2 separate regions of the Homo sapiens genome follow, and region 2 is linked to region 1. Evidence: read pairs that join two places in POLR2A ChIA-PET (ENCODE). Cell type or tissue: endothelial cell of umbilical vein. All regions are shown on one strand. Links, peaks and the distances in the headings refer to the core of each region. The heading gives the core; the rest is flanking DNA. Region 1 overlaps GIGYF2 (GRB10 interacting GYF protein 2). Region 2 has its middle 17 kb from the start of ATG16L1.

Region 1 (4,396 bases), core at 214-4,213:
GAAAGCCCTGCCCTGATGGCTTCTCTGGTGAAAAACGCACCAAACATTTAAGGAAAAACTAATCATAATCCTTCTCAAACTTTTTCCAAAAACTGAAAAGGAAGCAAGATTACCTACACTTCCTAACTAATTCTATGAAGCCAAAATTACCCTGGTATCAAAGTCAGACAAAGGCTCTAAAGAAAAATATAGACCAATATCCTTTATGAACACTGATGCAAAAATTCTTAACAAAATACTAGCAAAGCAAATTCAGCAATATATTAAAAAGATTATACACCATAATCCAAGTGGGATTTATTTATTCCTAGAATGCAAGGATGGTTCAAGGCATCAATATATGAAAATTGATCAATGTAATATACCATATTAATAAGGGGGGAAAAAAACCACATGGTCATCTTAATTGACACAGAAGTAGTATCACCCTTTCATAAGGGTCAAGAAACTAAGAATAGAGAGATCTAACTAAATATAATAAAAGTCATATATAAAAATCCCACAGTGGACATCATATTCAATAGTGAAAAACTGAAAGCTTTTCCTCTAACATTAGGAGATAGCGAAGGACGCCCACTTTCACCACTTCCCTATTCAAGATAGTACTAAAGGTTCTAGTCAGAACAACTGGGCAAGAAAAAAAAAAAGCATCCAAATTAGGAAGAAGTCTGTTCACAGATGATATAATCTTTTATGCAGAAAATTCTAGATTCTTTTTTTCTAAAAACAGGTTAGAAGTAAAAAATAAATTCAGCAAAGTGGCAGGACACAAAGTCAACGCTGAAAAATCAGTTGCATTTCTATACACCAACAATGAACAATCTGAAAAGAAAATTAGAAAAAAATTCCCCTTACAATAACATCAAAAAGAATACATACTTCGGGATTAACCAAGGATGTAAAAATCTTGTACAAAGAAAACTACAAAACACTGCTAAAAGAAATTAAAGACCTAAATAAATGGAAACACATCCATGTTCATGGACTGGAAGATTTAACATTGTTACAATGTCAGTACTACCGAAAGCAACCTACAGATTAAAGATAATCCCTATTAAAATCCCAATGAAGCTTGCTGCAGAAACAGAAAAATCCCATCCTAAAATACATACGAAGTCTCAAAAGACAGCAAATGGCCAAAACAATGTTTCTTTCTTGAAAAATAGCAAGAGATCTATCATGCAACAATGACTATAGTTAACAATGTATTGTACTCTTAAAAAACACTGCCAAGTAGATTTTTAAGTGTTCTCACTATAAAATGATTAGTATGCTTGTTAATTAACCTGACTTAGCCATCCATAATATGTATGCGTATTTAAAAACATCATGTCGTATACAACAAATATATAATGTATATGTCTTTTTTTTGTTTGTTAAGACAGGGTCTCTGTTACTCAAGCCAAGTGCTGTGCTCAATGCAGCCTCAACTTCCTGGGCTCTAGCAATTCTCCTGCCTCAGCCTCCCAAGTAGCTGGGACTACAGGTGCATACCACCATGCCTGGCTTTTTTATTATTTGTAGAGACAGGGTCTCACTGTGTTGCCCAGGCTGGTCTCGAACTCTTGGACTCAAGTGATCCTCCCGCCTCAGACTCCCAAAGTGCTGAGATTACAGGCATGAGCCACCACGCCCAGCCCCTTATATGACTATTTAAAAATGTAATTAATAAAATTTTTTGGCCAGGTGCAGTGGCTCACACCTATAATCCCTCTTTGGGAGGCCAAGGTGGCAGAGGAAAGACAGGGAGTACCACTTACGGCCAGGAGTTCAAAACCAGCCTGGTCAACATAGCAAGAATTTGTCTCTTTTTTTTCTTTTTAAAGATGGGGTGGGATCTCTTGGCTCGGCGCAATGGCTCATGCCTGTAATCCCACCTACTTGGGTGGCTGAGGCAAGAGAATTGCTTGAACCCAGAAGGCAGAGGTTGCAGTGAGCCAAGATTGCCCCACTGCACTGCAGACTGCGTGACAGAGCAAGGCTCTGTCTCAAAAAAAGCGAGAGACAGGGTCTCACTATGTTGCCCAGGCTGATCTCAAACTCCTGGACTCAAGCAGTCCTCTGGTCTCAGCCTCCCAAGGAAACAGGATTACAGGCATGAGCCAGCGTGTGTCAGCTGAAACCTCATCTCTAAAAAAGAAAAATAATTAGCTGAGTATGGTGGTGTGTGCTTGTTCTAAGGAGGCTAGGGTGGGATCACTGGAGCCCAGGAGTTTGAGGCTACAGTGAGCCATTATCATACCACTGCACTCCAGCCTGGGCAACAGAGCAAGACCCGGTCTTAAAAAAAAAAAAAGAAAAAAAGAAAAGAAAAACAAAGCTGGAGGACTCACATTTCCTGATTTCAAAATTTATTGCAAAGATAGAGTAATCAAAACAGTGTAATGCCAATATAAAGACAGACATATAGAACAATAAAATAGAACAGAGGGCCCCAAAATGAACCAGAGTACATGGTCAAATATTTTGAAAAGGATGCCAAGACTATTCGATGGAAAAAGGACAGTCATTTTAACAAACGGTATTTGGAAAATTGGATATCCACATGCAAAAGAATGAAATTGGATTCTTGCCTAACACCATACTCAAAAACTCAAAATGGATCAAAGATCTAAGTGCATGACCTAAATCTGTAAAACTCTCAGAAGAAAACACAGGGCAAATGCTTTATATAACATTGGATACAATAATGATTTCTAGGATATGACACCAAAGGCATAGGCAACAAAGCAAAAATAGACAAATTGGACTTCTTGAAAATTAAAAAAAAAAAAGTGCATGACAAGACATTATCAGCAGAGTAAAAAGGCAACCCAAAGAATGGGAGAAAATATTTACAAATCATATATCTTATAAGGGATTAGCATCCAGAATATATAGAGAACTAAAACTCAGCAACAAAAAAATTAACAACCCAATTAAAAAAAAAAAGGCAAAGGACTTGAATAGACATTTCACCAAAGAAGGTATACAAATGGCTAATAAGCACATGAAAAGATGCTTAACATTCCTTATGATTAGGGAAATGCAAATGAAAACTGCAATGAAATACCACCTCACACCCATTAGGATGGCTACTATTAAAAAAGTGTTGGAGAGAATTTGGTGAAATTAAAACCCTTGTGGACTGTTTTTGAGAATGTAAAATGGTATAGTCACTGTGGAAAATAGTATGGTAGTTCCTCAAAAAATTAAAAATATAATACCACATGATCAAGCAATTCTGCTTCTTGGTATATACCCAAAAGGATTGAAAACAGGGTCTCAAAGAGATAGTTGTACCTTCATGTTCAAAGCAGTATTATTATTATTATTATTATTATTATTATTATTTTAAAGACAGGGTCTTGCTGTGTCACCCAGGCTGGAGTGCAGTGGTGCTATCATAGCTCACTGCAGCTTCCAACTCCTGGGCTCAAGTGATCCTCCTGCCTCAGTCTCCTGAGTAGTTGGGACTACAGGCACACACCATCCCACACCCAGCTAATTTTTTATTTTTTTTTTTATAGAGACAAGGTCTCTCCATGTTTCCCACGCTGGTCTCAAACTCCTGGGCTCAAGCAATCCTCCCACCTCAGCCTCCCAAAGGGTCAGAATTACAGGCGTGAACCACCACACCTGGCCCATAGCAACATTATTCACAATAACTATAACATGAAAACAATCCAAGTGTCCATCAATAGATGAAATGGATAAGCAAAATGTGTTATACACCTACAGGGGAATATTATTCAGTCTTAAAAAGGAAGGAAATTTTGACACATGCTACAACATGAACAAACCTTGAGGACATTATGCTAAGTGAAATAAGCCAGTCAAAAGACAAATACTGCACGATTCCACTTACATGAGGTGCTCGGAATAGTAAAATTCATAGAAACAGATAGAAAATTCATAGAAACAGATTTCCTCCAGTCCCTGGCAATGGTAATTGCCAGGGACTGGAGGAAATGAGGAACTATTGTTTAATGTATACAGTTCCAATTTGGGAAGATGAAAAAGTATTTAATACCACTGAACCATATATTTAAAAATGGCTAAGATGGTAAATTTTAAGTGTATTTTAACAATATTTAAAATGAATTAAAAAAAAAACGTAAAATAAGCAAACAATCCAATTAGGACATGAACAAAAAAGACATGAAACATGAAGAAAAACTTGAATGAAGAGGACAAATAGATGGCCAGTAAGAACATGCAAAGATGTTCAACATCATTAGCCATTAGGGAAATGTAATGTAAATTTAAAACCCCAGTGAGGTATCACTACACACCTCTCAGAATGGTTAAAACAGAAAAATAGCAAAAACATCAAATGCTGATAAGGATGTGGAGAAACTGGATTGCTCATACATTGCTGGTGGGCATATGAAATGGTATAGCCACTCTGGGAAAC
Region 2 (4,396 bases), core at 188-4,187, 430 kb before region 1:
AGGGAGAGTGAGGAGCCGGGCCTCTGGGTCTGGAGCAGTCAAGGGCTGAGTCAGCACCATGGCAAGACAAAGCCAAGGAGAACCAGGAATAGGCAGAGGACGCTGGGCAGAGAAAGAAACAGGTGAGCAGAAGGAAACGTCCAGAGAGGACCAGGGCCCAGAGAAGAGCCACCCTCTGCCTGACAACCTTGTTCCCAGCTCCATGTGGCTGAGGCCTGGCTAGCTAGACTCTTCATCAGTGCTCCTTTTTTTTTTTTTTTTTTTTTTTTTTTGAGGCAGAGTCTTGCTCTGTCGCCCAGGCTGGAATGCAATGGCACGATCTTGGCTCACCACAACCTCCGCCTTCCAGGGTCAAGTGATTCTCCTGCCTCGGCCTCCCGAGTAGCTGGGATTACAGGCATGTGCCACCACACCTGGCTAATTTTTATATTTTTAGTAGAGACAGGGTTTCACCATGTTGGCCAGGCTGGTCTCAAACTCCTGACCTCAAGTGATTCACCCGCCTCAGCCTCTCAAAATGCTGGGATTACAGCGTGAGCCACTCTGCCTGGCTGAGCTCTCCTTAGGGTTAGGTTACTCTGTCTCTGCTTGGAGCTAGTTTCTCTTCCCCATAAGCAGAAAGCCTTGACTGAAATGGAAATTTAGAATTTTAGAGCAGGAAGACCCCTTAGACATCATTTTATGGCAAAGACGCAAAAGCAGGACATTTCCACCCTCTCCTGCTGCCTTTACCAAGATCTGAGGACGGGAACTCCTGTGTGTCCTGGGAAGAGGCCCGAGAGCTGCTCCCCGAGTCCTAGGTGGGAGCGGGAGAAGGGCCCCTAGCAGGAGGAGGGCGGCCTTGCAGAGCCCTTCTCGGGTCCTGGTGGATGACACTGCAGTGTGAGGGATCCGCCCACCCTCTCTGCCACCCCTGGCGGTGGCCTCTCATGCCACAGCTGGGAGGGCAGGTCTCCTGCATCCAGGCCTAGGATGGAATCTTCTCCAATCCTCCCAACAATCTTGCCTCCCCATGGGATGTGATTTCACAGCTTCTCCAAGGTTGATGGGTGGGAATTTGCTTTACCTTTGGGTAACTAGAAAGCCCGTTTCTGTTAACTTTCCCAGAGTAAATAAAGTCAGCTCCAAAGAGGCCACCTCCAGAAACGGAAAGCTATTAGCAACCTTCTAAGCAGCTTTCCCGCTAAAAATTAAAAAGGAAAAACCTAAATCCCATTTGGGGTGAGCCCTTGTTTTACAGGTAGAAGTTATTATTTTTTTATTTTTCATTTTTATTTATTTATCTATTTATGAGACAGAGTCTCGCTCTGTTGCCTAGGCTGGAATGCAGTGGTGCGATCTCGGCTCACTGCAACCCCCATCTCCTGGGTTCAGGCAATTCTCATGCCTCAGCCTCCCGAGTAGCTAGGATTACAGGCACACACCACCACTCCCGGCTAATTTTTTTTTTGTATTTTTAGTAGAGATGGGGTTTCACCATGTTGGTCAGGCTGGTCTCGAACTCCTGACCTCAGGTAATCTGCCTACCTCGGCCTCTCAAAGTGCTGGGATTATAGGCGTGAGCGTGTGAGCCACTGCACCCGGCCAGTTTTTTTTTTTTTTTTTTTAACGAGTGAATATCTTACCTGAAAAATATTCGTAAATGTGGGTTTTATTCTAGTTGAGGTAGAAAAAAACACTGTACTTTGTCCTGATTTTTAGTGAGTGAAGTTCAAGGAGAAAAAGTAACAAGAGAATTCAGAGAATTTTGAAAATGATTGTTTTGAATGTTGAGTTTTTGAATTTGGGAAATAAGATAGCTGTTACCATGGCTTTATGTTAACAGCTAAAGAATCCAGCAAGGAGTAAATGATGGCCCTGCATCCCCAGGCACAGGGGAAATTTTTGGAACATGAAAATATGAGTTTTAGAAACATGATTCAACTGTCAAAACACGACAAATCAGCAATTCCAATTATGAAACTAAATGCCAGTATTCTGTTTGTTGGGCCACAGAGTGTATGTGACAAGAGTTATCCTTGTGATAAAAAGTTAAACCAGGCCGGGAGCCGTGGCTCACACTTGTAAACCCAGCACTTTGGGAGGCCGAGACGGGTGGATCACGTTAGGTCAGGAGTTTGAGACCAGCCTGACCAACAGGGTGAAACCCCGTCTCTACTAAAAATACAAAAATTAGCTGGGCGTGGTGGCGCATGCCTGTAATCCCAGCTACTTGAGAGGCTGAGGCAGGAGAATCGCTTGAACCCTGGAGGTAGAGGTTGCAGTGAGCCTAGATCGCGCCACTGCACTCCAGCCTGGGCAACAGAGCAAGACTCTGTCTCATAAATAGATAAATAAATAAATAAACTCCATCTCAAAAACAAAAAACCAAAAAAACATTAAACCAAAGAAAAACTTTGAGAGAATCTGTTGCTAGCTTACCTAAGTAACCTCTCCCTCTCCCTCTTCCTGCCATGTGAGTCCTGCGTAAAATCTTTATGGCTGGGTTCAAAGGCTTTTTCCCCCTGCATTTCAGATTTTTTGGTAGGATAAGGTCCTAGCAGGGACTCTAGAAGAAAGGTCAAAGATGATGAAGATATCAAAGCATCTCAGGATCTAGCCTTGTAGCTTTCCACAAGGGTTTACCACTTCACATTTCCACCCACATTGCAGAATGTGCACCCTAACCACAGCTTTACCAGTTTTGGTATTACAACGACAAGAAATTCTTGTTGGTTTGATAGATTGTGATAATATCTGACTGTTGTTTGAATTTGCATTTTATGGGTAAAATTGTGGATTTTCTCACATATTTGTTATTTTCTGTTTTTTTCTCTTGGGGTAATATCTGTCTAAATACTTTGCCCATTTTGTATAGGCAAAGAATAAAAAATTACCTGTGAGTTATTTGGGGGGAAAGCTAGCAAGATATAATATTTTTGGTATGAGTTTTCAGGATTTGTCTAAGAGACATTCTTTGCAAGGCAGACAGGAGGTGGGTGTGGATGGGGTCACTCAACTTTTGAGTGTTAGGAAGCCTCTTATAGGAAGTTATAAAAATTCGTCCCTTAGTACTTATGAAACATTGTGGTATCTGAGTGTTTCCATATGTTGGCATTTCCGTATTTTTGGATGAAAAGTTCTGCTAACTAAGGTATTATCATAGGGGTGGGTGGTCACTACTTGCCCAAGCTGAGACTTCTGTGGGAGGATAAGGCAGAATTATTTTAGAAGGTCAAGGAAAACCTTAGTAAGTCCTCAAGTAGAGCAGCTGTGCAGGGCAGGACGGCTTCTGAACAGCCACACCAAGCACAGTGTAATGACACCCTTGCATTCACTGGTCCAAAAATTATATTATACCTCGAGGTAGTGGTGCCCCTCCTGCAGGCCCCAAGTCATGCCTAATGGCTTGGCTAGTAACCTTTTATGTAATCTATTTCTCTGAGTTCTTGACCTACTCCCTTCTTTGAGTCAGGGCCCCTTTGAGACTTAATTCAACAAGTATTCATGGTGTGCTTATGATATCTCAGCTACTATTCTGGGTGATAAGCCTATATCAGTATCTCTGCCCTCAGTGAGCTTTCATTCTAAGGGGGAAGAAACAGATGATATTAAAAAAAAAAAAAAAAAAACAGACAAAAAACAAAACAAAACAAAAAAAACACACCGGCCAGGTGTGGTGGCTCATGCCTGTAATCCCAGCACTTTGGGAGACTGATGCAGGCAGATAACGAGGTCAAGAGATTGAGACCATTCTGGCCAACATGGTGAAACCCTGTCTCTACTAAAAATACAAAAATTAGCCGGATGTGGTGGAGGGGGCCTGTAATCCCGGCTACTCAGGAGGCTGAGGCAACAGAATCGCTTGAACTTGGGAGGCGGAAGTTGCAGTGAGCCGAGATTGTGCCATTGCACTCCAGCCTGGCGATACAGCGAGACTCTGTCTCAAAAAAACAAACAACAACAACAATGCCCGCCCCCCAAAAAAAAACATACGAAAGAAATAAATAGTCTGTGTTGGAAGGTGATGAGTTCTATGGAAAAAAGAAGCAGAGCCGGGTGACGGTAATGGGGAGTGGGTGGGGGTGCAGTTTCTGCATCAACAAGGTGGCCAAGATGGGCCCATTGAGAAGGTGCGATTTTAAGGCCAGGCGCGGTGGCTCACGCCTGTGATCCCAGCACTTTGGGAGGTTGAGGCGGGCAGATCACTTGAGGTCAGGAGTTTGAGACCAGCCTGGCCAACATGGTGAAACCCCGTCTCTGCTAAAAATACAAAACTTAGCCGAGCATGGTGGCACGTGCCTGTAGTCCCAGCTACTCGGGAGACTGAGGCATGAGGATCACTTGAACCCGGGAGGTGGAGGTTGCAGTGAGTTGAGATCATGCCACTGCACCCCAACCAACCTGAGTTACAGAG

What was found. ChIA-PET counts read pairs that join two places held together with the same protein. Peaks named below come from ENCODE experiments on the same cell type or tissue, not always from the same donor. Only the 100,000 strongest peaks of a DNase experiment are listed, where the experiment ranks them.
Region 2: POLR2A ChIA-PET joins it to region 1 with 8 read pairs; 3 of 35 experiments call an interaction of 5 or more read pairs at or near these places.

What each region holds. Positions count from the first base shown.
Region 1 is chr2:232,798,490-232,802,885 of GRCh38, reverse strand. All of the region lies in intron 14 of GIGYF2 (GRB10 interacting GYF protein 2), which reads right to left. Among named protein-coding and RNA genes, the nearest start is that of KCNJ13, 24 kb to the right of the region's middle. In endothelial cell of umbilical vein, for the core only: no CTCF peak of the experiment used is centred there; a DNase peak (open chromatin) is centred at 2,555.
Region 2 is chr2:233,232,678-233,237,073 of GRCh38, reverse strand. No RefSeq gene overlaps it. Among named protein-coding and RNA genes, the nearest start is that of ATG16L1, 17 kb to the left of the region's middle. In endothelial cell of umbilical vein, for the core only: no CTCF peak of the experiment used is centred there; no DNase peak of the experiment used is centred there.